Regions from separate parts of the Mus musculus genome. Here all the other regions are linked to region 4. The links are chromatin loops, found by intact Hi-C in ENCODE. Cell type or tissue: left cerebral cortex. All regions are shown on one strand. Region 1 holds the start of Bphl (biphenyl hydrolase-like (serine hydrolase, breast epithelial mucin-associated antigen)). Region 2 overlaps Slc22a23 (solute carrier family 22, member 23). Region 3 holds the start of Eci2 (enoyl-Coenzyme A delta isomerase 2). Region 4 holds the start of Prpf4b (pre-mRNA processing factor 4B).

Region 1 (8,000 bases), 840 kb before region 4:
TTATCAATTAGTGAGAGATTTTTAAGGAGTGCTAAGGAGAAAAAGGTGCAGGGCAGAGAGAGATCTTCAGGTACTGGCTGTCATTGCAGCTCAGGTACTGGCTGTCATTGCAGAGCTGCTGCTGGTTCTGGCTGCTGTAAAAAGTCTACTTTTAAGTTTCTAAAGTTTCTCTACCATTCTGGCGCTTCATGCAGTTTCCCACCCTGTGAGCCCCACAGAGGGAACAGATGTGCAGGAAACACTGATCGGGAAATACCATCTCCTCCTCTCTGGATATGACTGGTGCCTTAGCACTGTTCCCTGTGCCCAATAAACTGTTTCCTCAGTTTTCTCCAGTGTGCTGTACAAATATGTTTCTTCTGTGTGCCACCAATCAAGAAAGGACAGCTTCAGAGTCATCTTGTGCCTTTAGGAAGCCCATATTGCAACCTACAAGTGAGTGAAGGAGCTAGGGTAGAAGACTGAAGCCGCCTACACCAGCCACAGTCACTGTTAGGATGGGCTGCACAGCCGCTTTGGCCTTGTTGGCCATTCTGGCACTCATTGGCACTTCATCCTCCTTTGTTGGGCTATCCTGTACTCAGTAGGATATTTGGGAACATTCCTGGCCTCCATCTGCAAGATGCCAACAGTACAAGTCAACCTCACAACACCCACCAGGTGTGAGAAAAATAACTAGATATTGCTACATGTTCTTTGGAGGGACTCTCCTGTAACGTTATTTCCCCCATCCCCAGACAAGGTTTCTCAGTTCTCGCTGTCCTGGAACTCACTTTGTAGACCAGATTGGTCTCCCAATTCAGAGATCTGCCTGCCTCTGCCTCCTGAGTGCTGGGAATAAAGGCATGTGCCACCACCACCCAGCTTCCTGCTGTAAGTTTATATGCCTTACTTCTCCTGTCACACAGGCTAGGCCATCATTAACAGCATGGAACATGCACAGTGGAAGGGAATTGGAGCAGGGAAGGTTCCAGGCTTTCCTGAAGGAGCCTGCATAGTCTTTAAAAAATGTTTTCTTTTTAACTTCTAATGCTGTTTTAAGAAGACAGAATTAGAAACTGCTTCTAGTGGAGTTTTAAGGAGAATAAAATAGCAAGGGAGGCCAGAGCTGGTTTTGGAATTGCAGTAGCAATCAGGGTCCTAGTATTAAAATCATGTCTGTTAGTGTTCAGTAGGGGAAGACTTGTGTGTCCACTGCTGAAGATAGGTGCTTCAGATCCAGGCCTGGATTGTGACCACAGACTTTCAGATCTTTTCCAGGCTCACCACTGACAGCCAGACAATGGCTTGGCACCTCGAGTTGTGGCTGAGCCTGTATGAGTTGAAGGATGGTCAGTAGATGAAGCCGTTTACTCTCATGGTGTGTGCCCTTGTACAAGAGATCTGGGCGCGTGACACAAAGCCAGTCATTGACAGGCTAGACCCAAAGACCTTTAAGCACTCCCATTTGCTTCCGCTGTATCACAATAACTGATGACTTTGTAGTCAGTGGTACCTGCTCCGAACAAGTACGTGGAGTGTGGGAGTCCCTCTGGGAGCCCAGCGTGGAATTAGAACACCTCTTTAAAGCCACCTCCTAAGCCGAGCAGAATGCAGTGGACTGGGGTACAAGTCAGACCTGAGTGTCATTGTCCACATCATGGAAAAACAAGATGGCCACCAGAACACTGAAGGCCTGAGGAGACTAACCCTGTTCCCAGAACTCAGAGTTCTGTTTGGTTCTGTTTTTAATAAGATAACCTTTCTTTAATGTATACATATGCATATACATATATATTTGTACTTTAAATACAGAGTACTGAATAAAATTTATGTGACTATACTGCTCATGTTGGCATCTCCTGTGCTGCTAACAGAAGGGTATGCTGATGGTGAACAGGTGTTCCCATGCAGCACACTCTGTCCCCAAGGGGCCAGCACCACGGCAGTCCTTCCACATGGCTCAGAGGCCTTTCAGCTCTGCTCTAAGTGCCTCCCTGAAAAGAGCTGTGCTTACCTCTGAGGGTTTCAGTCCAAGCTACACGGCACGACTATACCTGGCCAGAAACCAGATAAGCAAGGGGAGCCAGGCCGGAAAACAAGAGAGGAGACTCGACAGTTGCTCCCAAGCACAGGTTTTCTACTTGCTGTGCTTGTGGTCCTGTCTTTCATCAGTTGTGTGGTTACTGTAAAGAATGAGAAAAGGAGCCCTGCCTCAAAGACTTGTTTTTTTAGATCTATTTATTTATGTCTATGAGTACACTGTAGCTGACCAGATGGTTGTGAACCACCACGTGATTGCTGGAATTGGAACTCAATGACCTCCAGAAGAGCAGTCATTGCACTTAACCGCTGAGCCATCTCACCAGCCCCCTCAAAAACCTCTTAACCATTATCTTGATGTATTTTTTTTCTTTGCTTTCTTAAGAGTTGTTTACAAAAAGATGCAACCTATTCTAACAGGGTAAATATTTTCAACCATTTCACTTTAAGTTAATGAAGGTTCATAAATGAACAACATACCCACTCAGTATCCTATCTATCTATTTATTTATTTATTTTGTGTGCACATGTGCTTTTTTTTTCTTTAATGTGGAGGTCAGAGGCCAACTGATGGAAGTCAGTTCTCTATACAAGTAGGGCCTACTTACTTCCTTGGCAGAATCTTCTACCTTCTATGTTACCACATTTTCCAAAATGTCATGTTTATATTCAGTGAAAATTCCAGTAGTGTGTCAACTCTTGTCCACATATCTGGGTGTTCCTTTAATTGCCTCTGCTGTATTTTGCTGCATCCCCAGCACTTGGGAGGCTGACACAGGAGGATCAAGCATCCAAGGCTAGCCTCACCCTAGGCTTCTCTATGGTATAAGCAGTATACAAAGATATCTAAAGGGTTGACAACCAGATTGTGGCTAAAACTGAACCACTTAATCTGATAATGTTTTATAACTGCTGACAATATTTTTAAAAAGGGCCTTAGAAGGTGAGGTAGGGGAAGAGGGGAAGAAATCAAGGTTCCCTTCATGGTTTTATCGCTTCAAAAAATGGGGTGGGGTTAAAATGGAGGACAGACTCAATGACATTTACAAATAAGTGATTATAAAGAGTTAAGAGCTAGTGTAATTGTAGTAAGAGGTATGATGTTTTCATATAGCATTAGGAAGCTAAGCCGACCTGAATACCCCTCCACAGCTCTGTGAGCCAAGCCTTTCTAACTTCTCTTCCCACTGTTTCCTCGTCTATAATCTGGGGTAAGAAGTATGGATGGAGAAGGAGCATATACTAATTAAAAATATAGTGACACACTTTAAGGCACCTGGCACAAAAATGACTAGTTTTTGGTATGAAGTATTGAAAGCTCCCTCCCCCCCCATTACTGGGACTAGTCATTGCTGGGTAATTGGATCGTGAGGACTCTGACTTAATCAATGGAGTTATCTATTAATGGATTCATAGTTTGTTGGTATTATTGGAAGATATAGGAGGTGGGGCCTGACTACAAGAAGCAGGTCACTGGGAGCATGCATGTCTTTGAACAATTTTTCCTTTGAACAGTTTCTTCCAGTTCTTTCTCTTCTCCCTCTCAGCCTGTTAAGTGCTCTTAACACTTAAGTGCCTCCGCTCCCACCATGCACTGCCTTTCCTCGGGCCCAAAGAAATGGGTCCGGATGACCTTGAGCTTAGAGCTCTGAAACCATGAACCTTTCCCCCTTTTACATTGTTCTCAAATGTTTGTCACAGTGGTGCATAAAGCTAACACAGCAAGATGTACAAATGATGAGTTCTTAAGACGTGCATAATAAATGTTGCTCTAAGTAACCTAAAGGCTTGCTACCATTATGCTTAGCATCAAGGGACCAGGGCTAGATAATGTGGGAAGTGGGACATAGTCAGGTGTAGTGATGCAGGCCAGATGTCCCAGCATGAGTCAGGAGGATCAGGAGCTCAAGATCAACATCAGCTAGAGTTCTAGGCCAGCTTGAGCTTTCCTTCCTTAACAGAGGCAGGATGGTCTGCTGTGCACTTGTCTCTCAGAGGCTCTGCTTAGATACCCTTTAGGTGAAGGCAGCACAGCAGGTGGCCCCGCCGACCCATATCCTTGGACTCCTTGGCAGTTGCAAGCAAGGAGCAGTGCCTACTGAACTGTCCACCCTGAGAGAGCTAGGACTAGAAGGACACGCTCTGTTTTTGTTTCTGGGCAGGCCTGACAAGGAGCAGAGCGAGCTCCAGCAAGGCACAGCGGGCCAGGGGCGGGACTTCGAGCTTAGCACTTGAAGGGTGGCATCCAGCCGGGCGCATGCGCGTTCCATGGAGCTTGTGCGACCTGGAGCTATGGCGACCGCAACAGTTCGCCCGGCGGCCCAGCGGTTGCGGCTGCTCCTCTCGCCCCTGAAATCCCGGATCTGCGTACCCCAGGCCGAACCCGTAGCCACCTTCGGGTAATGGCGTGCTCGGGGCAGCGAGGGCCACTGGCCGGGGAGGGATACGGACGCCTGGCGTTGTCGGCCCTTCCTTGCTCAAACCCCACGTCCAGATCCCGCAGAACTGGTGTGCGAGCACTTTGATGCCTGGGGTTAGGTTCTACGTGCTGGGTGGTGGTCCAGCCTCCTCAGTGCACAGGGAAGGAACTGGGGAGGAAGGAAGGGGTGGGGGGCTTGCTGGCCTCTTAGCCATTTGCTGGGAACAGTAATTATTCCTGCCAAATCAGAAATCTGCCTAACCTGCTTCAGTGGCAGGCAGGGCCCAAGTTTCCTGAGTCCTTTTGCTTGCTAATTTTAAACTTAAGTGTGCAAGACAATCTGCTTGGGAACCTGTGTAAATTCAAAGTCCCAGGTTCCCCTGCCAGAGAGTCGAGTGTGTGTGTGTGTGTGTGTGTGTGTGTGGTGATGGCCAGGACACCGAATCTTCACTTCTATTTCCCTCTACACTACACTCCAGCCCTTTGCTAAAATAATAACATTCATGGAGACCTGCTGTCTTGAAAATGGGTGCACGGTCTCAAGAGAATGTAAGCAGAAGATGTGGATAGAGCAGGCTGAAGTTGTGCGCATCCCTCCATGTTATACACATGCAGACATAGGCAGTGGTCGTGTGCAGTTTACTATCGGTGGGCCATTGACAGTAGTAACGAGCATTTGGAACTTTATTAGACCTGATGTGGAAACCAATCGTTTGAGCATATAATCTGGAAGTAGAAAGAACGGAAAAGCGACCCATTTTTTTGTTTGTTTGTTTGTTTGTTTTTAAACATTAGTAGCATGATTGTGTAGCTCTCTTAGTCTATATCCAATTCAGATTTCTTCTCTCATATGACTTTAACAACTTTTTAAATATACACGTTGGAAAACATATCAGTGACTCTGGTTGTATAAATTGCTAGTGAAGAGGCATGTTATCCCGTTTCCTGATTGCAAAAAGGGCTTGAACGAGGCTACTAAGGTTGTGTTAATGTCATGCTCATCGGCAACTTAATGGCTGTTGAGAGTCTCATTCACTTAGCTGCACTGGAGACCACTCTTCCTAAAAGATCTCTGCTAAGGTTTCCCTTAGTCTCACCCTGCATTGTTTTAGAAATACAAACGGCCTGTAACCTGAGAAACAGCTCCAGGTGGTTAATCCTGAAGCCAGGCTGCAGCCTCAGCCGCAACAGTCCCATGAAAACCTCTTCACAGCCAGTGTCCAGCCCGCAGGTAGCTGAGTTATGCACCACAGAGTTTCTTGTAAATCTGATACTTGGAACTTTGACCCTTTCCTTACTTCATGATCTCTGTGATCTGTTGAAAAGTCATTTTTTCTGTGGGGAGTTGTATGTCCGTTCTGATGTTAATAATTTACTAAATCTGACAGTCTGAAAACAGTATTTTCTGAGTTAACCTAAGGAGGTCCGGCCAGAGAATCAGGTCCATTCCTTCGCCTCATCGCTGCCTCCACCCCCCGACTTGGCAATGAGACTGAATGCCACTTTTGCCAGGAGATTAAAGAGAATCATGGGCTTTTGAGATCACATAGTCTAAATAACTGTATTATTGACCCTTCTTAGCTGTGTGACTGTAGACAAGTTACTCAACCTCTCTAGATTCCTGACCTTGCAGTGTTTGTATTTGGAACAATGATTGTGAAACAAAATAAAAATAAATAATTAACAAGTACAATTAATGACATAGTTGGCACATTGAATGAAGAAAAAGAAATAAGACAGGAAAAGACATGATCGCTCCTAGATATGATGGAGAAGAAAGTTTATTATAGATAAATAAGGATAGCATAGCCAAAGGCAGACACAACTGGGAAAGTCCAGAGGGGTAGGGCCAGGGAGGGGGAGAGGAGAACCAACTACAGCAGCCAAGAGGCCAAAGGTACAAAAAGGGGCAGGTACCCAAAAATGTCTGGATTATATAAGGAAGAGCCTCTGGGGAAATGACAGCCTAGCCCCTAGGCTGGAGAGTTCTGGGTAGAGGGCAGGGAATGCCAACTATACCCTGTAACAGGTAGGGATGAGGGATGCTGGGGGAACCTAGAGGCCAGGTCCACTTTGATATGTTAAATAGACACCTCAACCACTTGTCCAGGTTTGGAACTTAACATATATAAATAATAGCACTATATATAAAAAGACACCACACTTTGTGTCATCAAGTAGTGGCAGCAGTTGATACTGTGACTCTCGGTTATTGATGAGAAGCAGAGTATAAGCAGTAAGGACTTACAAAGTGCAGCTGCATCTTATTAAGCAATCCCTATTTTCATCTCTAAGTGAGGTGCTCACTTAGGCTTTCTATTGCTTCTATGACCAAAATGCAAATTGGGGGGGGAAAGGGTTTATTCAGCTTATGCTTCCATGTCACAGTTGATCATCAAAGGCAGTCAGCACAGGAACTCAAGCAGGGCAGGAACCTGGAGGCCAGGAGCTGATGCAGAGGCCATGGAGGGGTGCTGCTTTCTTGCATGCTCCTCGTGGCTTGCTCAGCCTGTGTTCTTACGGAACCCAGGTCACCAGCCCAGAGATGGCACCACCTGCCATGGGCTGGGCCCTCCTCCATCAATCACTAATTAACAAAATGCCTTACAGCTGGATCTTATGGAGACGGTTTCTCAATTAAGGTCCCCCTCCTTTCTCACAACTCTAGTTTGTGTGTCTAGTAAACATGAGATTAGCTAGCCCAGTGCTGAAGCCAAAACTCTGTGTCAGACCCTCAGATGCTCATCTTGGGCTGGGTTATCTAATCCTGTGATTATCAAATTAGCTTTCCCACCAACTTGTGGCCTCTCTGTTAACTGCTGTGCTGCTCAGAAATGAATAGGTAGGTAAAGAACTTATGAAAGTGCAGACACATGGTAGTAAGTACTTGATTTGATTTACCTATTTGCCCTAAGCCCTTATGCTCTAGCCTTCCTACATAATCATCTCTCCCTGTTTGAGGGGAGTAGGACCCCTCCCCCAGTATCATATAAAACATCACAGGTCTGGACACCCAGGGAACGGAGACAAGGACAACAGGAGACAGGAAGGTACACTTTGGAGGCCTCTTAAAAGTGATTCTTCTGTTGTTCTTTAAAAAATTAACTCAATCTTGCTGGACTGTCGGACTCTCCTGAAGAAATTTTAAAAATACAGTTGCCTACTTCCTGTTTAGAGTGTGTCAGCCTGGGTTCATGGAGTTAGAAGGCTGGCCAATGATTTGAATTCAAATGTTGAGCCCTGCTGAAATAACAGGAGAAAAGAGATGTTGGTGCTGGTAGGCTGAACTTGGTGTGTTGCATCCACAACCCAGGGTCTCCACCACCTTCACCTTTACCTGAAAGCCCCCACACATGCACACAAGGAACTAGTGGCTAGTCCTATCTGCCTATCTCCTGCTAGCCTTCAAGCTTCAGGAGGAAGGACGTGCCTTTAGTGTCCGGCAAGGTGTGGCTTTGGAAGCAGCTACAGGGCTGTGCCAGAGTTTCTGAGTTTTGAGAGTTTCTTGGGATTGTCCTAGTCATGGGTGTTTGTAAAACACAACACAATCTCATAAACA
Region 2 (8,000 bases), 690 kb before region 4:
AAATGGAACATAAGGGTTTGGCGCAGGTAGGGTGGAATGGGAGCACAGGTTGGTTGGTATGTGCTAAGTACTATGGCTGTTAGGGTAAGCTCATAGCACTGTTCCAGAAACTCAGTGTTAGAAACCTCATCTCAAATTCAAATGTTGGTGGAATTCAGACATGGGAGGGAGCTTTAAGAATAATTAATATTAGAGGTAGTCAAGAGGTTAGGCCCCCTGTGACAGCAATTTTATAAAGCCTTTAGAAGGAGAGGAGAAGCCTGAGCTAGCATATTTACTGGGTCACCACTATCTTGATGCCCTGCACTGTCTTGGGATTCTGCAGAATCCCCATTATCTAGGGTCCTCACCATGTACAACCCCTTACCTTGAACCTCTCAGCCTCCAGGACCATAGCGGAATAAACTGTATTCTTTATAAATTGTCAATTACTACAATGGAGAGTGGATCGAGGCACTAAGGAAGTTCAGCCTCTGTATTGGGCCCTACTCTGGTTGGTTCCACCTAGTAAATCCCATAGGTTTGATATCCCAAGCTACTTTCATCTTGGCTGTATCTGAATTCCTGCAACTTTGAGCTCAGATGGGCCAAAGTCAAAGTGTGAGTCATTTATCTCTATTCCTCTGCCAAGTGAGGAACCCTTGAGAAGACACGTAACATTTTAGCACCCCTCCTTTCGTGTCTCTATCTTCTCTACTTTGACATGAAAACATTCCAGGGGCTGAGGTGCTCTGTAGGTACTAAGAAAGAGGTACAGTGTTGGGGTGAGACCATAGTGTTCAGGTAATGGGCCAGAAAACTGCCTGGTCCCCAGTCCCCAGGCCCAAGGGACAGATTGAGGTGGTTTTATCTTCAGAAGGAGGAATACAGTAGCCTGCCTACCTGTAAGAACATCAGGGAGAATATACAGGGATGTGGACTTCAGGAACAACCAGGTCTTTCCACCTATGGTAAGTGGATTTCAACAAAGACACACACCATGGGGCAAAGGGCAGCTGTACAACAAGCAGTGTTGGTGCAGCAGGGTAGTTTGAGTGCAAACGAATGAAGGCAGAGCCCCCTTCATAAGGCACAAAATAAACTGAGTCCCAGAAAACATCAGGGAAGATTGTTGTGACTTTGGGTCACCTGGGATTTCTTACAAATGCAGCCACAGCACAGAAGCTGACCAGCTAGACTTAATCAAAATTAATAGGTTTTTAAAAAACCCTTCAGAAGACATAATTCAGAAGTAGAAGCCACACAGCCAGGGGCAGATGCTTCCAAAGCCTGCCTCTGACAAAGGATATGTCCTATTGAACTCAACTTGGCTTCAAAACACCTTTGAGAAAGCCTGGAGTAAAGACAGAACAACATGTTGGTGAGATCCTAGAGGGGCTGGAGTTCTCCAATAGCCTCCTGGGAGCAGGATGGAAAACAGGTAGACATTCTCTTGAAAGGAAACAATTTTTTATATAGCTAGCAATTCCATGTACAAAACAAGTAAAACCATATGCACAGACAAACATTTACAAGCAAATGTTTATGCCTTATAGCACTGGGAACAATCCAAATGTCTATCGGCTGTTGAGTGATAAATAAAATGTGGCATATCCAGATATAATGGAATATTGCTTAGCCTTTCAAGGCATGAGACACTGACATGTTACACCATGAAAATTGTTGTACAATTCCATTCACATGAAATGTCTGAAGATCTGATCTAGAGAGACAGAAAGCAGGGCAGTGATTGCCTGGGGCTAGGAGGGTGAAACTGCAAAGGGGCATGAGGGTATAAGTGGTCTATAATTGATGGGTGAGGAACTGGAAATCTAAATGGATGAATTCTATATCACATACATGGCACTCAAGCTATTAACTCTCAAACTCTTCCAGCTTTGGATTCGAGGCCTGTCCTTACAGATCCCCATTACCCCACAGTCAGAGTGAGGCAGCTGCCAGCCTCACCTCTTCTTTGCAAGCTCCCAGAGACTGTACATCCTTTCCACATCACCATGGCTGCTCATGGTCCTCTCAGTAGTTCTTATAAGGGCAAGGCCCTCAGACTACTCCTGGGTTAATGTAGGAGACATGACTTGGTGCTCTCACTGCCTGCCAGGCAGTTCATGTGGCTCCTGTTGGCTTCCTTGGACTCTGCAGAATCCAGGCTAAGCAAGCTATGGAGCAGGTCCAGACCTCTCCGAGTCCTCCCTCTGGCAGACGGTATCCTCATGGTATATGTCTGTGTGTGTCTGTGCTCTAGAGGTGCTCAAGGGCAAGACCAAATCTTGCTCAATCTGTAGTCTCTGGTATTTTCTCAGCAACTGGCCAAGACTTGGTCAACTGGCCCTTGGGCATTACTTGACTTTATGTCAGAATTTTAAGATAATTTCCACCTTCCAGTATTCTTAACCTTTGCCTTATATGTGGGCTGGAAGAAATAATTTCTAATAAATCCGTGCCCATAAAGCACTGCAGAGTTAACGAGATGTCTCTTCCACAAACAGGGTAGAGAGACTCTGAGTGTAATAAAACAAACTGTTGTGTTGTTGGGGTACACATAGCAGGAAATGAGGTGGCCCCAGTTAACTCATGAAGGACTGGATCCTACCAATGACCGCTGAGCCTGTAGGTAAATCCTGCCTCAGGGCACTGTGGCTTGGAGCAAGGATCCAGGTAAGCATTGCCCAGGTCACTGACCTATAGATACCATAAGCCATAGAACTTAAGTCATTTGTTAAATATGACCAGGCTTGGCTAAGGAACCTCTTCCCCACACTTTCATGTCCTCAGTACTTTGTATAAGACAATTAAAAAACAAAACAAAACAAAAAACAATTGAGTGCTAAAAAGAGCCACCTAGGAAGTCATAGTGCTGGTCCAACAAGGGGTGCACTGAGGAGGGATATGCTTGCTCTTAGTGCTGTCCAGGTACCAGTCTTCCCAAGTAGTATCCTGCACCACCTTTGAAAGACATTGGCATCTTTCTGTCAACATTTGCTCATGATGAGCCTTTTGGTATTGCTCTTCCATGCACCTGTCAGGGGCAAGGATTATTTCCTGGAATATCAGCTGTCTCACAGTTTGCATGTAATAAATACTGGATGGCCATAGATCACAATGACTTCCTAGGTAAAAAGGCCAGCTCACCCACAGGCATGGGTCAGAGAGCTATGAGATTTGGCCCATTTGTCGGGTGAATAATACCAAAACAGCCATTCAGAATTTCTGGTAAATCTGGCCCCTTCGGTAAGTCACAGGATGGGAGGGGTGTATCAGGGACCTGTTTGATTGAGACTTTTGATAAGATTGTATTTCTCTGGGTTTTGCTTTCTCTTGCCTCTGCCCATTAGAGTTGCCATGCAAGAAAGCAGAATACAGCCAGCCCCCCATGTAGGAAGTGTGTGAAGCCGCTAAGCCTCAGGCAAGTCTCACATGACACCAAGTGAACAATAACAAAGTAATATATCACATTAATAACAATATTGGCTGAAATATGTTTGATTTATAGCCCATTTAATTTATAGGCATATGTATATGATTTCGAGTATGTTTATATACATATGTAATAGAGAATCCAGTCCCGTCTAGTGGCAAACTGTATATATAGCAGTGGCCTTGTAGGATTATAGTGAAACATCTCTGAGGATTTTATAGCTGTGGCTGTCACAGAGATCACAGCACAACCCATTTCTACATGATTGTAGTGGTGCTGGTATAGACAGACCTACTGCACTGCCAGTTATATTAAAGGACAGCAAATAGAACAATGTGTAATACTCGATACTCTAGGATACTAAATGATTCTGTTTGTGGGTATATGGTTCATACTATCATGAAGCATTTCTACTTAAAAAAAAAAGTTTGCCTCATGTGGTAGCATGCCCTGTAATTCCAGCACTTGGGAGACCAAGGAATGTGGACAGTCTAGGCCAACCTGGGCTACAAGGTGAGAGCCTACGAGCGACACCCCCAGCACCTCAGGTTTTATTTCCTGCCTCCTGATTTTTGTTGAGCATCTAGGTATGCATTGGAGACTCAAGGATGTCCGCATGGTGACACCAGATAGTGACTTATTTTCCCCCACATGTCCTGTTGCTAAATCATATTTGAAACAGTTGTATGTCTTTGTTTATTTTTCCTATGAAAATACTTTATGTTTCACTATTAGTGATTTCCTGGATTTAATATTATTACAGACAATTTTGTAAGAAAAATGGCATGCCAGTTTTGGTTTTGTTTGTTTCTTTTTGAAGTCTCTCGGGATCTTCTTGTGCTTGGTGTCACATTCATTTCCCTCTAAAAGGCTGACTGGTCAGAGCTCCTTCCTGTTGCGCTGGGAGTTCACTAGAGGGCAGCCTATGCCCATGTTTATATAGCAGTGAGGCTTCACCACACAAACCAAGTTAGGCTTCCGTGTTTCTTAGAAGCATGGCATTGTCACTGTCCACCCGATAGCTTTACTTTGGGTAACAACTCTCTGACCACTGCCAATGGGCAGCCTCAGTAGGGGGAGCGAAGTGTGAATCAGAAATAAATGTGAACCATCAACTCATACAAAAATATGAACACACCCCTTCCTAGGTTTTACTTCCTCCTTTATGTTTCTAGCTTTCCTTGATTGAATTTCTGTGAAGTTAAGCAAATACTGTACTCATTGGCACAGAAGTGAAGAACTAGCAAAACTATCCAGGTACAAACAATAACATGAATTGCAATTTGTGGAATTATATATATATATATATTTCTTCCTTGGTATCTAGGAGGGCTGTTACCAGGACTCCCAGATGCTCAAATATCTTATAGAAAATGTTATGGTAATGCATGGGGCCTACATGTTGTTTGCATCATTTACCATTATTCATAATGTTAACACAATGCAAATGCTGTGTAAATAGGTGCTGTATTTAGGGGTTAATGGTAAGAACTGTACATGACCAATAGGCATAGTTTACTGGGTATGGGTGTTAGGGATTGAACCCAGGGTTGTGTACATGATCAGTACACACTACACACTGTAGCACTGAGCTACACTCACTTGCATCATTTCTATAAACAGATGCTATCCATCAGTGGACGGTTGGCAAATCCTTCTTTGTGTGATATCTTGTCTCAAGGCAACAGTAGAGCAGAAGACAGACATAGGGAACTTGCTCAGAGGGGAAGGTCTCAAGGCCAGTCTGATGCAGATGATCTGGACTATAGTAAAAGAATGGAGCCACCTGAACAGCAGGCAAATAGTAATTAGTGGATAAGAAGCTAGGATGGTGCACAAGGCAAGGACAGACAGTCTGTGACTGGGGCTCCACAAATTTGTGAGGAATTTTGCTGACCTTGAATCAGCTTGTCAGCATCACCAGCAGCTGCCCTTTCTCTTCCCTTGTCCCATTGTTGTGGGTAAAGGAAGTCACTGTAGGTTACAGGAGTTCCTGTTTTCAGATTCCAAATAACAGTGGAGAGAAAAGATGACCCCCCACCCCAACAGAAACAGCCACTGGCTACATCTACATCATCCTAGAATTCCTGTCACTTCTGCCCAAGACAAGGGGAGAGATTATGAAAGGATGGAAACCTCTCTTTCCCAGCCCACCTTCCATTTAACTAATGTCTAAGGCCTAGGGTAGGAGTTGTGGAAGCTGCTCTCCAGCTAGTGTAAACATCAGTGGGCTAAGGCTAAGTGGCTCCCTGTAATCGTCTGAACAAAATTTGGTGAGACAAGGTTCACTCTAGCCAAGAGGTTCTCAACCTTCCTAACACTGCAACCCTTTAATACAGTTCCTCATGTTGTAGTAACCCCCAACCATGAAATCATTTCATTACTACTTTATAACTGTAATTTTGCTACTGTCATTAGTTATGATATAAATATCTGATATGCTGGATATCTAAGATGTGATTCCCAAAGGGGTTGTAACCCACAGGTTGAGAACCGTTGCTTTAGTCTCTACCACCCACAGGAAAAGAGGTTATCATGAATTTGTGTAGAAAACATATCCTGGTATATGTCTCTTGTTCCTGGCACCTTAATTTTTGTAGTTTGGGCTGGCTAATTTTATGTCAACTTGACACAAGCCAAAGTCATCTGAGAGTAGGGAATCCCAACTGAGAAAATATCTCCATAAGACCAGGCTGCAGCTAAGTCTGTAGGGCATTTTCTTAATTAGTAACTGATGGAGGAGGGCTCAGCCCATTATGGGTGGTGCCATCCCTTGGCTGCTGGTCCTGGATTCTATAAGAAAGCAGGCTGAGCAAGCCATGAGGAGCAAACCAGTAAGCAGCAACCCTTAATGGCCTCTACATTAGCTTCTGCTTTCCCTTTCCTGCCCTGTTTGAGTTCTATACTGATTTCTCTTTATGATGAACTATGATGTGGAAGCATAAACAAAATAAATGGTTTCCTCCCCAGCTTGCTTTTGGTCATGGTGTTCTATCAAAGTAATAGGAGCGATATTGAGTAAGAACACTGTTGTTTTTCCTTCAAAAGGTTTCTTTTCAACATAGTGTAGAGCAGAGTAAGACTTTCATAAGAAAGAGGAAACCGGTGGACCACACCTTCAATCATCTTGGGTGTTTCTGTGTGGAGTGGGTAGTAGGGAAGCAGCATGTTTATCCTGGGACTCTCATGGGAATTCTTCATGGGTTTATTTGCAAGAAAATGCTGCACAAACCACCCGTGGGAAGAGTTCCCATGGAGACTCTTCCAAGCCTGGCTTGGAAGTGGCCACAGTTTCCTTTCAACCACTGCAGGTACAAAACATCACCGAGGGCCAAATATTTTTCTAGTTTGTCATCTTGGCAAGGTGGACTTTAGAACGTATTTGTTCAAATTATATCCCTTAATAATTTTTCCAGATTTGCATCAAAGAGGAAGAGGATATCATATTTCTTTTACTCTGGGTTGTTAAGCACACTGACAGGGAGGCCAGAGTTATGGGGTGCCCTCCCAGAGTCATGCAATGGCTGCCAGTGGCTATGAGAAAGCCAGGACTAGTAGCAACTTGCACTTTAGCTGAGAGATTGTCTTCGTGGATTCTTTTATAAAGGAGGGAATTTAACTGGTGGGGAAAGAGTAAGGTGCTATACTCCTTCAGTGTTTTGCAATTGCAGGCACAAAAGGAGCTTCTAGTCTACCTCACCTTAGCTCAAGCAGAAGGCAGGGAACTAGAGGACTTACTCAACACCCAATTGCTTTTTTGTAAATATACAACGATGAGACATTTTATAACAGGGACCAGTAACCAGCTGCCTTGGTTTATATTGTAAAAATTCAAGGGAATGAGTCAAAATGAGGTCATGAGAAAATTCTGTTGTCAGCAAGGAGGGAAGTCCACAGACCTGCCTACCTGCTCCCCAAGTCCTCCCAGCACCAGAGGGCCTAAAATAATTAGTCTCTCTGAGTCCCATCTGAACTGGAAGGTCTGCTTGTTCTTCTGAAGGGTGTCATCATGCTGACTTCTGGGTTTCAGCTCACAGCTGAATAACTGCCCACACTCACAATTTCAAAAAAGCATGTGCACTAGAAATGCTAATGATATTCCAATAAGGATCTCAGTGTGACATGAAGCACAGCCAGCCCTTGAGTAAGTAACAAATGCCAAGTGCAGGTGAGGTCTCTAACTCAAAATGCTTGTAGATTTTGTACCTATGAATCTGTAATATCTGCATATATATATCATGGAATATCTTGGAGAGGGAGGAGATCTAAGTCTAAATACAGACTTGTTTACATCTTAGATACGGCTTGTGGAACTTGAAGGTCATTTCTACACAATATTTAAAACAATTTTGCCCATGAAACAGAATTTCAGGGTGTAAAATTTTTTGCAGCCATGTCAAAACAAGCAAACCATGTTGGGGATTAGGAGTATTTTAGATGTCAGATTTTTAGTGTAGGAGCATCCAACCTGTGTTAGGAAGAGGGACGTGGTAGAGGGGACGCAGTTAAGTGATGCTCTTTCAAATATTATAACTTTACCATGATACAATCACAGTGGGATTAAATGCTGTGCTTCATGGGCCAC
Region 3 (8,000 bases), 120 kb after region 4:
CTACATTGCGGATGGCAGCCTTGACCCCAGGTCACCTCCAAGCACATGATAAACTCCCTGTAATATCAAGAAGGAGGGCTCAAGTGATTCACTTATTAGCATTGTTCAAGGGGAAATTTAAAATCGCCCTTCAAAGCAGCTCATTCAAACAGGGCAATTACTGCTCTGCTGATGATAAAGCCTCTCTCTTCTTCCCTCCCCTTCTACTAAGGATCCACAAGCATGGCACAGACCCAGGGTTTATGCTCCCTTAGGGGCCCTCGGTGCATCTCCTATTAATGCTTCTCCACTGAGACTGACCTAACTGACTCATACTTCCATTCACAGCAAAGCTTCATTGTCTTGTGGATATGTAGAACCTACTAGGAACATACAAGCTCTAAATAATGCCCAACTCTGCTGGATGAAGCATGAAGCCAGCCACTCTCATCTTCTTCCACAAAACCAAAAACAACCCCCAAAACAAATAATGCTGAAATTCTAAATGGAAGAAATAGAAGTAAAGAAAAATGTATCTAGTCCCTGGGCAGGAGCATCACCTGGAAGGATATGGCATTCTTTTTGGTGGGCCGATTGAACGTGATCTTCGTGATACCATCTTCAGAAGTTACCAGGATGTCTTTGGACTCCCGGGCTTTCTCATCAGCTCCACGCTTTCCCTGGCTCGGGGCTTCAGATGAGGAACTCAAACTGGATACGAGATCCACATAGTTCTGCCTGGCAGTTTCCTGAGGAGTAGATGGCCAAGTCCTTCAGCCTTCATAATAAGCAATTTGAGAAGCATACTGTGCAATAAAAACCACTATGCAACAAAGAGCAGGGGATCTGATTCAATAAAGGAACATCATGAGTCCAGTAGTAATGGGTGAAATGACCCATATGTGTAATTCCAGCCACTGGGAGGCAGAGGCAGGAGGATTGTTGAGTTCAAGGTTAATTTAGGTACAATAGTGAGGGGGGAAAAATCCAAAAAATTTCAAGCTGATTGATAAGATATTTCTCGGAAACAATAAAAAGCTTCTAGTGACTTTAAGTTAATAATTAATGGTCTAGTTAATAACAATAAACAAACTTACCTTGGGTAGGCTGCCCAGGGCATTCCATGCATCCCACTTGGCTTTGTTGACAAAGTCAAGCATACCAGGCTTAGGCATATTACAGGGTCCTTCTGTGGCCTGTAGAGAGCACAGGGGTGATTAATATGCAATATGCAAGAGAAAGCCTTTGAGTGAGTGACTCTAAAAACCCAAGAGCTTGCCAGTTTGATATTCCTGATCTCAGTTTTCACAGGGAGTGAAAATATACTGAGCCAATTTTCAAAAGTTACAGAACACTGGGAAGTCCGCACTGTGTTCTGAAACCCCATCTGTAGGGACAGAAGCAGAAGTTTAGTGGGAAACTCCTGCTAACTGCTCAAGAGAGCTGTAGCTGCTGCAGGTAGGGATGAGCTCTGACAGTTCCTGGTCCTCAGGAAGTTCCTCTGAGGGTCACGTCAGGAAATAAAAAGAAAACGTTTTTTTAACTTTTTTTTTTTAGAGAGAAGATGGAGTAGGTATCCTGAGATGAATAAAATACCCCACTTGGCTAACTTTTAGAAGCGATTTAAAACAATTTTAAAAAGTCTCACTTTTGTAATAGAGTCAGTTACCAGAGGACAGAGGAGGCTTTGAAACTCACAGGCCATGGAGGCTCTGACCTCATACAGAGAAAGTCACTGTATGGAGCCAGCCATCTGGGAAGTTACAGGAACCAAGGTTGCTCTTTTCTCTGCCACTGGGAGCCTAAGGTACTGCTAGAAGCTTCATTTAGTGGCTTCCACTTGTCTCTTGTCCTGACCTTTCTCCACCCTAACTCTTGACGGCTCCTAGCTCCTGACGAACTGTTTCTAAGATCATCTCAGTTCAAATCCATTAGAAAGACTGGAAGGACCCTGCGAGCTGTGGTTTTCACAGTCGTAGTTCCTCCCAGGGAAAGGATAAAGACTTAAATACAGGATAGAGTTCAGAGGAGAAGCCAGTGTGACACTACTACTGTCCTCTCCCCAAGAGTCAAGAAGGGGAAATACCCGAGACTAAGGGACATATGACAATACATGGAGTACTGCCAAATGAAGAAACTCTCAGCAACTTCTGTGTCTGGTCTCTGCCAGAGCCCTAACCCACAGGTGAACCTGCCTATCCCAAGACCACACTGTACCCTAAACTCTGCTAGACTCTCCAGGCCAAGAAAGATACTTGTATCAGGCATGAAAGACAGTTCATGGGGCTAGAGAATACCTAGTAGTAGCTGAGGGCAAAGTCTTTTTGGACAAGTAAAATTCTCGAATGTTTGCATCCATTTTCTTAGGGTGTGTATTGCTGGGATAAATTACCATGACCAGAAGCAACTTAGGGAGGACGGGGTTTATTTTAGCTGATAGCACTCAGGCTGCACTCTGTCAGTCATAAAAGTCAGGGCAGATAATGAAGACAGGAACCTTGGAGACAGGAACTGAGGCAGAAGCTGGGGGTGGCAGGGGGTGTGGTGGGGGTGTGCTTATGGGCTTACTCAGCCCACTCTCTTACACATTCCTCATCAACTGTTAATAAAGTGTTCAACAGACTTGCAGACACAACAGTCTTATTGAGGCACTTTCTTAATGGAAGAGTCCCTCTTCTCAAATGTTTCTACCTTATGCCAAGTTAACAAAACAAAGCAAACCAACCAGGACACCCGAGATAAAGAGACACTCACACGCATCGCTTAGTAGAAATGATAAGAACAATAAATGATAACAATGGAGTCCAGACTGGCAGACATCTGATGAAGTCTTTTCCATTATAACCTTTAGTTCCTCAAAAGTTAGAAAAATTTTCCAACATTCACAAATATGAGTTACAGTATCCAATTAATCAGTTGAACAGTTATTAAATTTTACCTTATGTCTTCTCTGATTTTGTCTTTTTTATTTTAATTAATTTCAAACATCCCCCTAAACCCATACTATTTCATCCTTAAATACTATCTATTTCCCCGAAACACCAACATTTTATTATATAATTAATCATGGCACTGTTAACGATAACCAGGACACTGGTAAATGATGGTAAAACTCGGTCCGTATTCAAGTTTATCCAACTGCCCCAGTGAATTATTCTCATTAGGAAGGGCTCAAGCAGGCTCCAAACATGTGAATATAAATGGTGTATCTTCCAAATCTCTTTATTCTGGAGAGAAGCAGAGGAGGCTACTCTGTGCTTTAATAGCATATAAAGGCCTAATATGAAAAACAAAACAAAATAAAGCCTGCATACATACACCCCAAAGGGGAGCCAGCCATGCAACCGGAATGTTAGAAACAGTGTTAGAAACGTATCAGAAACGTATCAAATTCAGGAATCATTTGCTCAAAATGCGTTTAAGTTACAACAGAGCTCAGTCTATTACCTGCTTGTACAGTGCATAGAGTCTTAGCTTCACTTCGTTTCCCGGGTCCTTCTTCAAGAGTTTCACCTGGTTCAATGCATTTTCAAAGTCCTGCTGACTGGCTCTCATTGTTGGTCTGCCCAAGTGCAGTTTAGCCACTTGTAATCTGAAGACCTGCAGGACACTACAAATAGTGGTTTCTGTTTGTTCCTTGCCCTTTTATTTCTGCAGCAACAGGATTACTGATTGGCTCCAACTCATGTTGATCAGAACAGCATGCATCTACAACAGAGGCAGGCGGATTTCTGAGTTCAAGGCCAGCCTGGTCTACAAAGTGAGCTCCAGGATATCCAAGGCTATACAGAGAAACCCTGTCTCGAAAAACAAACAAACAAACAAACAAAAACAACAACAACAACAAAAACCCCAACAGTTTCCCTAAGTAAGCAACTTCCCACTGACGCTTATTGCACGCTCATTCAAATGGAGGGTAAGTTTTGCCTTTTGAGAAAGTCACACAGCGGTTCACTTTGCTCCATAGTTCTTTGGGTTATTACTTATGGAGCACTCTCTCCAGCCACTTCTCTGAACAAAGTGAGCTTACTGCTTGAAACCCCACACTGGTTCAGCAGCGCTCAGAGCTAACTAGCAATATTGGACAAAGTGTCATCTTAGCCAAGGCACTGCGTGCGTGCCCTAGGAAGTCCCGGGCTGGGCCTGGAGGCCTGGGTGCCCCGGGGACCCAAGCACCGACGGAGGCGACCGGAGCGCGTCCATCCTTACCCTTTGGGACTCAGCAGAGGAAGAACCTTCGAGGTCACTCTTTAGAGCTCTCTCGCTGGGAAATCGTCAAAGTAATATCCTGCTGTCTCGCTAGCCAGGCCAGATGACAAAGCGGGCGGCTCCGTGGGCGGGCGAAAATTCCCGCTGGCGACTTTGGGCCGGAGAGTCGAGGCTGCAAGCTTACCTCGGACACCAGCATCGAGCCCGACTCCAGGTCACTGCCGCCATAGCTAGATACTGTGGTCAAACTGAGCCCGGAGGCTTAGGCCCAGCAGAAACTGCAGGGCAAGACCGGGAAGGGGCGGAGCCAGAGGTGCGCTCCGGGCGTGGGTGGGGCCAGGGTTCAGGGGCGGGGCCAGGATGTGAGCTCGGCCTGTGAAAGGACCCGGGGACAAAAAGACTGGCGGAGATAATCTTGGATGTGAGCCCTGGGCAGGGGTGCGACTAGCGACTCCTTCAGAGTTGAGAATGGGCGGGTTTCGAGGAGGAGCCTAGAATGCCTGGCCCAGGTCCAACTCCGTACAAAGGTGATTGGCACAAGATCTGGCAAAGAGGGACAGGGTACGGAGGCGGTTCACTGTGTTCTTCGGAATATTAATCAGAGAGCCTAAGCATATTTATTTACAAACCGGACAGCTCCCAGAATGTTTAGTTAGGAGCACGCTCCTGAGCACGTTCAGTCTAAGGTCATGGAACATTATGTTTAAAAGATTATATGGACAAGAGTGCTCCTGGATATGCTTATCTTGCACAATTAAGTTTAAGCTGAACATGAAACGGTATAAGCTTCATTAATGTAGGCGTTTGCCCCTAAGGTGATTCTCATGCTTAGCAGAGGCCACCTCCAGTAAACACCACGTCTGGCTGAAGATTGGGGTGGGGGTGGGGCAGTTCGCAAGGAAAGGGAACCACACTGAGCAGAGTATTAGTTGAGCTTGAGGATCACTGCGCCCACGTTAAGAAGCTCTTGTAGTGTGTGAGACCTGGAACTAGCATTGTAAAGTACCTTCATAGTGAGTCCTAGACCTCCCTGCCGACTCAAATGATCCTCTTTGCACGTAGATAAAATTCTTGATATGAATATATATATGTTCTGTGCTAAGAGTAATAGAGAGCCACGGAAGAGCTAATTGGTAGAGCTAGAGAATTGACTAGGCTATTTGAGAACAGTCGTGGCTCTTGCAGAAAGCCCGGGTTTGGTTTCTCTGAATCTACAGGGTGGGTCATAACCATTCATAACTCCAGTTCCAAGGGGACAGACACATTTTATGACCTAAACAGCCCTCAGACACACAGATGGTATGCATAATACCAGTATGCAAAACCAATTACATAACGACAGTTAAATAAATAGACAAAGTAAAACAAAAAAGTTACAACAAATACATTTTTTTAAAAAGAGCCATTGGGTATGCTTTTGATCTACTTTACAGTGCAGTCAAGATGCCCGGGCATGTCTCTGAGAGTTTTGTTTCTGTACTAGAGTGAGAATGGCAGAATCCTCCTCAAGATCTCACCAGAGTTCGAATCTCCACTCCTGGTTCTTATAAAGACCTTGGAGAAGGAGGTGTGTGGGTCAATTAGGTCCTACCTTAGAGGCTTGACTGCACGTGAGCAGTGCTGTCTAAGAAGGGATTTGATACAGACACCCAGGCCTGGTGGTCACAAGAGCCAGGAAATGTTCCCAGTGAAACTGAATCTTGGGGGTTCTACTTCACAGGGTCTGCTCAGTATTCTGGGAGATGTTTCTTGAGACGGTGCCATGGAACCTATGATGGATGGAGATGCCAACCAGAGTGCTTGTTTTTATTTATACTATTAAAACCATCAGCTCATGTTATCATTATGGCATATAAAAATTCTATCAATAGCAATCAACAGTGAAGTCTAGAAATCTTAAAGAAGCCTGAATGTCCTCTGTCTCACTACTGGTTTCTCTGTATGTATCTGTGATCTGTGATCTTTTAGTAGCTGTTTTTTTTTTTGTTTGTTTTCTGTTTTGATTTACAAGCCCTCATACCTGTTTCTGTCTAGTCTTTCTTTGGGCCTCACTGTTTCTATATTACTCTTACTCGACTAGTACTGACTGGGTTTGTTCTTACTCAGTTAGTACTGCCTGGATTTGCTCTGTTTCCTACCCCCGCAGTCCATTTTCTTCCTGCTCTCTGAAAAATCTCTCTACATTGTAAACTTGACTGTTATGGTTTGAACTGTCACCTGGAGTTCATGTTTGGAAAACTTCCTCTCCCAGTTCCTGTGTTGATGGCATTTGGAAGGAAGGTCTTTGAGCAATGATTAAGATTAGACGTTAACATGCAACATGAAGGCCCTGGCCAGGTGCCAGAACTTTAACAAGTAGACTTCTCAGAGTGCTGAACTGGCTTCTGTTGTCTGTAGTTTATCCACTTGATGGCTTTTGATTGGAGAAACATAAAATGGACCAGGAGACTGACATGACTCAAAATCTTCTCTTGATCTTTCTTCAGTCACTAGAATGCTGTGTGTGTCCCTTTGCTTTCTAAGTGAACCCAAACTTCTTAGTTTAACACATAAAGCCTTTAAGATATGGCCCATAATGTTAATCATCTATTACACTTGCTCTTTCCATTTCATTCATTCACTCTTTCATTTATTCACTATGTTAGGGGTTTGTTTTGTTGCTGTTGGTTGGTTGGTTGGTTTGTTCGTTTTGAGACAATTTAGCTATGGACCCCAGGCTGGTTTCAAACAAGTATTGATCCTCCTGCTCTGTCTTTTGACTTGTAGGATTTTAGGTTTGCACCATGGTGCCGAGCTCTTTTATTATTATTATTATTATTATTATTATTATTATTATTATTATTAATTTTAAAAACATTTAAAATCTCACGATAAAGGTATCACTTGAACTTGTGATGATCCTCCTGCCTCTACCTGTTAAGTGCATGGATTGCAATGGACATCCCAACCTATTCTTTCCATTTAGAAATGGGTGCCCAGGCTATCTGGGTTTCTGCAGCCCATGATTTCTCAGTTCAGATACTGTTTTACGTGGGAAATCTCTGACCCCCTCATTGGTTCCGTTCTCCCACTGTGATCCTGCTTCCCAGAGCTGGTCTATCTCTTAGGACAAATGTCAATAACTGATTAGCAGTTTGTTCAGTCTTCAACTGCCCTGCATGAAACATGATTTCCCATCTCTGGACACCCGGCTTGACAGGAAACATCATAGATGTTTGTTGTGTGTATGTGTGTTGGAGGGGGTGGGTAGGCCAACCAAAGACTTTCTCAGAGGCTCTGTTGAAAAGATAAGAGGAACTTTAGTTCTGTGTCCTTGTTCAGGGGTGAATCTGGCAAGCCCAGTCTGAGGCTGGAGCCAATACCTTGAAAGAGTCAAAGCTGCAGTTTCTGGTGACATGGTTTTTTATTCCTTGTTTTGATGATCAACTTCTAACACAGCTATGTCTAAGGCATCGTGTGTTCTTTTCAACAGCATTATCTGGCTCTCTGCTGAGCTTGGCGGTTTTCCCCCCACTGCTAACAGTATAAAAGATGTGAACTTCTTAACAAACTTTCTTAGTGTAAGTCACCAGCTGATACAAGACCTCTTGGTTCCAGTTACTTCTCTTGTCTTCTTCATTTCTCATCCCGATTCCTCCCATTCGATACTTTTCTGTTTGGGACTCTTATTCGTGAAGGTTCAGGTCAGTATGTTGAGTGTCAGTGAACAATAGTAAGTATAGTAAGTATCTGTCTAGCCTGTGTGTTTCCATATATGATGACAACTTTGGGGTCAGTTACCCCCTCTTCAGTAAGCTGTCAGAAGGTCTTAA
Region 4 (8,000 bases):
CCTGGCTGTAAACTGAATGTTTACCTTGTAACACTTTGGTCTTAGCGCCTGGTTTTTGACACTATAACAATCTATTTGGTTTTTGAGATGTGGTTACATGTAGCCCAGCTTGGCCCCTAATTTACTTTGTAACCAGGGGTTTATCTTGAACTTCTGATTTCCCTGCTTCCTTCTACCAAGTGCTGGGAATGGTGTTATGCACCACCATGCCAAGTTTCAGTACAGGATCTCGATAAGGTAGTCAATAAGTATATCAAGACAAAATCATGGGGAGGGGTGAAACTGTCTTTTTTTTTTTAATGTGCAGAATGAGAAACTTGTGAGTTAAGTGGGGTATACTTAAGAGGAAGAGTTATTGAGACCCAGGTCAGAGGAAAACCAAGAGCACATTAGGGTAGGTGCATTTCCCTTCCCTTTTGTGATCATCCCTTAACCATTCAAGTTATCTCTGGGTAGTGATTTCAGCATCAATTTCATATTGCACACAACACGGCAACTTATATACCTCTCTCAGAGACTGCAAAGCATTTTTATTTTTTTATATTATTATTATTATTTTGGTTTTTCGAGACAGAGTTTCTCTATATAGCCCTGGCTGTCCTGGAACTCACTTTGTAGACCAGGCTGGCCTTGAACTCAGAAATCCACCTGCCTCTGCTTCCCAAGTGCTGGGATTAAAGGTGTGTGCCACACCACCGCCCAGCCGTAGTTAGGGTGTGCTGTGCACAGACACCATGACCAAGAACTCTTCTCATAAAGACAACATTTAACTGGGGCTGGCTTACAGGTTCAGTCCATTATCAAGGTGGGAACATGGCAGCATCCAGGCAGGCTTGGTGCAGGGGCAGCTGAGAGTTCTACATCTTCATCTGAAAGCTGCTATCAGAATACTGGCTTTCAGGTAGCTAGGATGAGAGTCTTATAGCCCACACCCACAATGACATACCTACTCCAACAAGGCCACACCTTCTAATTGTTCCACTCCCTGGGCAGAGCATATACAAACCATCACAAAAACTACCATTTACTCATATAGGCCATTTTGCTCATTGCTTAATTTATTGTGTTTATACAATGAGAACTATTATCCCCAATTTATTGGGTGGTAAAACTAGGAAAAAATTTTAATTGTTCTTGGTTGCACAGCAAACAGTGAAACCCCTTGCTGACATAAATCCTATGTTCATGTAAGTGCATTTTTATTACATCTATTTTGTGTGTTCATGAACAGAGGTCAGAAGACAATCGATGAGGGGGTCTGGGTATTGAACCTAGCTCCTCGGGTCTCTTTTTTTTATTGTTGTTTGTTTTTTGAGACAGGGTTTTTCTGCGTAGCCCTGGCTGTCCTGGAACTCACTCTGTAGACCAGGCTGGCCTCGAACTCAGAAATCCGCCTGCCTCTGCCTCCCAAGCGCTGGGATTAAAGGTGTGTGCCACACCACTGCTGGGCCCTCAGGTCTCTTGACAGGCATCTTTTCCCACTTGAGCCACCTCACCAGCCAGCCCTTACTTTTAGAACATTGTTCTAGGTGTTTCTCTTTATAGTTAATACTGCTGCAAAGCTGATACAATCTAGATACCTAGTAACAAGGACAACAATCTAGTTAGAAGATGCTTGGCAAACCAGAATGAAGCAAAAACTGCTATGTGAAAAAGAGCAAGCGATGACACTGTGTACACAAGTGTGAAATTTAATATTTCACATAGGAAAGGGCTAAAAATAAGCCAACATGTTCGGGCTGGTTCAACGTGGAATTATCCACTTGGGGGATGATTTTCCTTTACTTTGAGTTTGTCCAAATTCACAAATGCACAGAAGTATTTTAAAACAACAAAAAAATTACACTAAGACAGGCATGATGCCTCAAGCGTGTTAACACCAGTTTGGCGTCTTCCCATTAAAGGTCCAAATCCCAATTTTAAACCTAAGTGCTGCTCAAATGGCTTCTACACTCTTCAAAGACACCTGGAAACTCCAAGAGTCAACGGGTTTTACGATGCTCGTAATTTGTTTGTAGTCTGTTACAATTAGCCTATTGAGAGCTCACTGGGTTCCATGGCAACCGTGTACGAGATTAGTAGCTCTCCACAGAAATACACATATTTCAAATATATTTTTCAATTATTTAAAGAATGCCCAGCTCGTTTGGAATAATACTTGAAGCAACCACAGATGGTAGGAAAAGATGAAACGTTCACAAAGACACGCTTGCCTCCAAAGCCTCAACTTTTTGCATTGTCTGCCGGCGCCGTGGTCTCCACGGTGTCACCGAACAAGGCGGACCTCTACTTGAGGGATCTTGGGGTACGCTCAGACGCAATCTTGGCAAGCCGCTGTGCTGACGTTGCCGCAGAGGAGAGGTCGGGGCTGAGATCGGGAGGCGGAGACCAGCTGAGCTGGAGCAGGGAACTGGGAGGGCCTCCCCATAGCTGCCCGCCGCAGTTCTAACGCCACAACCACCGCCCGCAGCTTTGAACACGCCCACGCTTTCTTCTGGCCACCAGCACGCATGCGTCTCTCCGGCTGGCCAAAAGACTTCCGGGAAGCTGGTTCCGCTGTGCAGAGCTCACTTCCGTCCTGATCCGCGGAAACTGCGGCTATGGGTCGGGCGGTTCCTTTACCAGGGCCCCGAAGAGGAAAAAAAAAAAAAAAAAAAAAAAAACCCAAGGAATTGTAATTGTCTGGTCTGTCACTTTGTAAACGTTTCCTGCACGAGTAAGCTAATGTTTCAATATCTGCTAACAGTAACAGCTTGGGATGCCTTTAGGCATCGATTTCGCTCTCCAATTCGTAATAGCGTGGAAATGAACTTGGGTGAAAAAGAAAATCTTCCATGGAAAAGTTTTCCAGCACCAGCTCCTTTAGAAGTGCTTTATTTATTTTATTTTTTATTTATTTATTTTTTGGTTTTTCGAGACAGGGTTTCTCTGTGTAGCCCTGGCTGTCCTGGAACTCACTCTGTAGACCAGGCTGGCCTCGAACTCAGATCCGCCTGCCTCTACCTCCCGAGTGCTGGGATTAAAGGCGTGCGCCACCACTGCCCGACAAGAGCATTTTTATTACATTTATTTTGTGTGTCCGGGCTTAGAAGTGCTTTATTTTACTCTGTGAAGAATGGTGTCTGTAAATCGGAAATCGGTCTTATTTCAGTATCACCATTATCTCCAACGTATTCCTCCCAGAAACAGAAAACTTAATTCCCATATAAAGCATACCATAAAGAACAGAAGGTCAAAAGGGGACCTGGCAGATATTCTGGCTGTTTAAATTAGGCCAGGTCTACGAGCTCTCCGCTAGCCAATCAGCAACAAGGAGAGACACAGCAGGTTTCACCCACTACTGGATCACATGGAGAATCAGCTCTCAGCAATGCACCCGACCCCTTTCTTTGCTGCTGTCTCCAGCAGGTCCCTACACTTACACACTTACACACTCACACTTACACACATAACCAGCGCTCTAAGTGAATCAGGCCTTCTTCTCCCCACGGCCCGCCCCCTAGCCCCGGAAGTTACGTTCCGCGCCCCGCCCCCGGACGCCGAGTTTTTCTATCCGGATTCTTAGCGCGGACTCCCGAGTGCCGCTTTTCTCTACGTGCTCCGCACATGCGCGGCTGCCTGTCCCTTCTTCCTCCGCTTCCACTGGCGTCCACGGTTCGCCGAGCCGCCGCCAGCATCGCGGAGGAGTCGGGAAGTTCAAGATGGCCGCCACGGAGCCCCCGTCCCTGCGGGAGCAAGCTGAGTAAGTGCACCGCGCGGGTGTGTCGGAGCTGGGCCTCCAGGCCGGCAATGCGGGGGACGGCGGCGGCGGCGACCTGCGCGACGGGCGGGAAAGTTCAGGCCTAACGGCGACAGCCAAACTTTGCCTTGCCGCGCGCCGTGGGTGGTGCGGCGGGAGGCGTGGGAGCGGCCTGGGCTTTGCTGCCGGTGGGGCCGCGGCTGTTGAGGTGCCGGCAGCGCGGCCTGCTGTCCGTCGTTGCCCCGGGAGGCGGCGGCACGAGCGGCCTCTACAGGTCCAGTTAGCGTGGTGGCTGCTGCTGCCCTGAGGTCGCGCCTTCCTGCACCTCCCTGGGGGACCGTGGAGCTCTCCGATCTCAACCCTCGGTGATCTCCTTCCCTAAAGAGACCCGAGGAATAGTGGCGGCCGGCAGGCTAAGCCCCGCTTTCCTAACGCATATGCTATCCTTGCGATCCTGCTGATGGTAAAAGCAGAGACGGGGGTGCTAGGGTCACACTTTTGACTGTCCCGGAAATTGTGCTAGCGAAGTCCTTTGCCCTTTACTCTTCCTTCCAACCACAACCCGGTATTTCTCTGTCCATTGGTAGCTTATTTCTAACTTTCAAACTTGAGGCAAAGTAAGGTAGACTACCTGGGTTTTGAGGCCTGGCAGTTTTTTGCCCTAGTTTGTTTTTGCCTTTAGGAAGGGACATGGGAGAAGTATTAGGAATCGTTGCTACTTCTAAATCATTCTAATCTGTGTTTTTAATTAAGCGACTATAGAAGTATTTGAAGCCAAGAGAACACATCCTTGAATAAGCAAAAGGACTAGCTGTTGCTTAAAGAAGAGCAGTGTTTTGTTTCCCACGTTTATGCGAGGAAAGCTTAACTTTAAAGAGAATACCACTGAAGACTGGGTGGCAACAGCAACCCCCCCCACCCCCCACCCCCCAGTTACATCTGCATTATCTATGTTTTCAGCCTGTTTAGGAAAGTGTTTGATACCGTTTCCAGCAACTTGTGACAGATAGCTTGGTTTCTTTGCTGAGAATCTAGTTTGGGGTTCCCCTGTCATTTACTTTACTCAGCTTGACAGAGAATTTGTTTTTATTAAGTATGCTTGAAAGTTGCATTGTGGTTGTGACAATTGGGCTTAGCAGAGAACAGATAGGATTTTAAGATAGCTTATTGTCCAAGTTCATGGTGTGGCAGTTACAGGATGTTAGTTTAGCTTGATGGGTGTCTTCGGCTGTTCAGCTAAGTAGTTCTGGCAATCTGAAAAGTTCTTGGTATTATGTCCATTCACTTAATTTGAGGGGAGGATCCATTCACATTTATTTTGAGTCAGAGTCAGCCCTATTATTTGCGTATTTAATCCTATCTTTATAAGCGTGGGTTTGTTTAGGCTCTGGCAACTACATAACACTGATGGTAGTTTTTAATTTATCCTCCCTTCCCCCATAGAAATTGTGTAAATGGAATTCTTCTCAATGTGTCCTATTTTTGCTAATTTGAAAATAATTAATGGAGTAAATAACAGTTTGATATGAAAGCAGGCACTATGTGTGTTGCTGACCTAAATGGCTTCAAGTTACTCTGAATAGCTTGTAGTTACAGGAAGCTATTCAAAATAGAAAAATTAAGGGCACACATATTACATAGTTTACATTTTCCTTAAAGGCTCAAATGGCTTTTGTTTTACTGGCCTGTACATTTGTCAGCCTCTTTACTTCAGCTTTAAAAAAAAAATAAATGTATTCGAAGTCACCAGGGACCAGGTACTATTCAAATCATTCAAATAGTAGCTCATTAATTCTTGTAACAATCCTGTGGCGCTGGGTCCTGTTGTTGCTGGTATTTTGTGGGTGATGAAACTAACACAGAGACATGAAGTAGTTTGCTCAAGGTCGCACTGTGATAGCCACATTTAACTTTGTAAATGTGGCTCTAAAGGCCAGCTCCCGACTGCTGTACTGTGGCTTCTTCACTTGCCTCTAAGATTTAAAATAATGTTTTTTGCTAGTGTCCCAGAAAGATGGTTGTAGGGAGTGAGGGGGAATTAAGGATCAAACTAAGAACCCTTTTGCACATGTTAATAAGCAAGTACTTTACCCCTGAGCCACATTGTCAGCCTGAGATCATTGAGCAGGGCTGACACTAGGAGTAAACCCAGAGCCTAACATGCACTAGCCTAAGTCCTACCGTGGAGATGTACCTTACTCCCCTGAGCTGGCTGTGTCTTTTCAGGCTGGCCTCCCAAAGGTTGCATTTACAAGCATCCCTACCATGCCCAGCCAAAGATGTGTTTTTGATGTGGTGTTTATAATACATTAAAATTTAATTCCTGAAACATGATTTGGAAAAGGAAAAGCAGAAACTAGGTTTAAGACCAGTTGGTCTTTGGGATCCATTCTAACTCCTGGCTCCATCAATTCTGTTGTAAAAGCATTTCAGTTTGGAAGAGAAAAGTCATTTAGTTACTTCCTTTACATTGGACTTTGCTCAATATTGACATATTTTTAAAGAATTGTCTTTTTTTTAAAAAAATTGTGTAGCTTGCTTGCCTATAAGGCATAAATGGAATGCTTCCCAAATCAATTTATAAAGACTATCCTAGCTGGACAGTGGTGGTGCAAACCTTTAATCCCAGCATTCCAGAGGCCCAGGTAGAGGTGGGCTAGTTTGAGGACAGCCAGGGCCACACAGAATTCCTGTCTTGAAAAGCAAGGGTGGGTGTCTTAGTCAGGGTTTCTGTTCCTGCACAAACATCATGACCAAGAAGCAAGTTGGGGAGGAAAGGGTTTATTCATCTACACTTCCATACTGCTGTTTATCACCAGGGAAGTCAGGACTGGAACTCAAGCAGGTCAGGAAGCAGGAGCTGATGCAGAGGCCATGGAGGGATGTTACTTACTGGCTTCCTTCCCCTGGCTTGCTCAGCCTGCTCTTATAACCAAGACTACCTGTCCAGGAATGGCACCACCCACAAGGGAACCTCCCTTCTTGATCACTAATTGAGAAAATGCCTTACAGTTGGATCTCATGGAGGCATTTCCCCAACTGAAGCTCCTTTCTCTGTGATAACTCCAGCCTGTGTCAAATTGACACAAAACTAGCCAGTACAGTTGACCCCTTGTCAACTTGACACACAAACACATCAGTATTAAGCCTCAACCCTTAGTTTTTATTCATCCCCAAGATCTAAACAACTTTAAAAGTCCCAGTCTTTACATATTAAAAGTTCAATCCTTTCAAAATATCCAGTATCTTTTAAAATCCAAAGTACTTTAAAATTCAAAGTCTCTTAACTGTGGGCTTCACTAAAAAACTTCCTTCAAGAGGGGGAAATATCAGGGCACAGTCACAATCAAAAGGGAAAATTAAACTCTAACTGCCCAATATCTGGGATCCAACTCACAATCTTCTGGGCTCCTCCAGGGGCTTGGGTCACTTCTCCAGCCCTGCCCTTTGTAGCACACAGCTTGTCCTCTAGGCTCCAGCTGCCTGTGCTGCACTGCTGCTGCTGCTCTTGGTGGTCATCTCATGGGACTGGCATCTCCAAACACTGCTGTCTTCCGCTGTGACTAGGCTTCACCAATAGCCTCTTACAGGCTCTCCTCATGGTGCTAAGCCTCAACTCCTTTGCATGACCCCTTCAGTCCTGGGACATCAATTGCAACTGAGGCTGCACCTTCACCAATGGCCTTCCATGGCCTCTCTCAGTGCTCTTCATGACCCCTTCATGCCTTTAAAACCAGTACCACCTGGGTGACTCTTACACATTCCATGTCCAGCCACAGAGAAGGTACAATCTTGGCTATCTCCCCAACTTGCTTCTTGGTCATGATGGACAAAAGTCCAGGAATAGAAACCCTGACTAAGACAGTGGGATTATCTGTTGATAACCAGGCATGATGTTGTACACCATACACCTTTAATTCCAGCTCTTGGGATGCAGATTTCTCAGTTTCACGACAGCTAGAGCTGAAGGTGAGGCCATACAAGTCTTTGAGCTGCTTATGATGGTGCATGCTTGTGACCCCAGCACTTGGAAAGCTGACGGAGGAGTGAAAGTCCTAAGCCACATAGGGTTACCTCACCTTACCCTGCCCCTCACTATTCTATAGCCGACATTTGTGGAAAAGAAAGTTAAAACGATACTAGTGCATGGTAATTGATGACTTTATTTTGATAATACTATTTTGAAAGTGTTCCGTGTCCTGTATTTTGCCAGCTCCTCCCAAGATCTCAGTAGCTTACAGCATAAAACTTAACAAATGAG

The links. Hi-C counts contacts between places; a loop is a spot of excess contacts. Peaks named below come from ENCODE experiments on the same cell type or tissue, not always from the same donor. Only the 100,000 strongest peaks of a DNase experiment are listed, where the experiment ranks them.
Region 1: a loop joins it to region 4, with 4 times the contacts of the local background. A loop is called at or near these places in 11 of 42 quality-filtered maps.
Region 2: a loop joins it to region 4, with 5 times the contacts of the local background. A loop is called at or near these places in 27 of 42 quality-filtered maps.
Region 3: a loop joins it to region 4, with 3 times the contacts of the local background. A loop is called at or near these places in 7 of 42 quality-filtered maps.

What each region holds. Positions count from the first base shown.
Region 1 is chr13:34,033,349-34,041,348 of GRCm38, forward strand. It overlaps Ripk1 (receptor (TNFRSF)-interacting serine-threonine kinase 1), which reads left to right. Exons shown (of 11, transcript NM_001359997.1): 11 at 1-1,822. It overlaps Bphl (biphenyl hydrolase-like (serine hydrolase, breast epithelial mucin-associated antigen)), which reads left to right and starts at 4,293. Exons shown (of 7, transcript NM_026512.1): 1 at 4,293-4,421. The coding sequence starts at 4,315. In left cerebral cortex, no CTCF peak of the experiment used is centred here; DNase peaks (open chromatin) are centred at 4,258 and 4,820; H3K4me3 peaks cover 1,709 bases; H3K27ac peaks cover 1,177 bases.
Region 2 is chr13:34,183,337-34,191,336 of GRCm38, forward strand. All of the region lies in intron 9 of Slc22a23 (solute carrier family 22, member 23), which reads right to left. Among named protein-coding and RNA genes, the nearest start is that of Gm52037, 11 kb to the right of the region's middle. In left cerebral cortex, a CTCF peak has its summit at 4,321 (motif pointing right); DNase peaks (open chromatin) are centred at 4,346, 6,642 and 7,369; H3K27ac peaks cover 811 bases.
Region 3 is chr13:34,989,642-34,997,641 of GRCm38, forward strand. It overlaps Eci2 (enoyl-Coenzyme A delta isomerase 2), which reads right to left and starts at 4,503. Exons shown (of 10, transcript NM_001110331.1): 1 at 4,373-4,503; 2 at 3,427-3,589; 3 at 1,077-1,175; 4 at 540-728. The coding sequence starts at 4,416. In left cerebral cortex, no CTCF peak of the experiment used is centred here; a DNase peak (open chromatin) is centred at 4,579; H3K4me3 peaks cover 1,645 bases; H3K27ac peaks cover 1,694 bases.
Region 4 is chr13:34,871,953-34,879,952 of GRCm38, forward strand. Prpf4b (pre-mRNA processing factor 4B) reads left to right here and starts at 3,577. Exons shown (of 15, transcript NM_013830.3): 1 at 3,577-3,742. The coding sequence starts at 3,702. It overlaps Gm36839 (a long non-coding RNA gene), which reads right to left and starts at 3,288. Exons shown (of 2, transcript XR_382181.1): 1 at 3,217-3,288; 2 at 1,676-2,616. In left cerebral cortex, a CTCF peak has its summit at 3,988; DNase peaks (open chromatin) are centred at 2,489, 2,946 and 3,551; H3K4me3 peaks cover 3,478 bases; H3K27ac peaks cover 2,500 bases.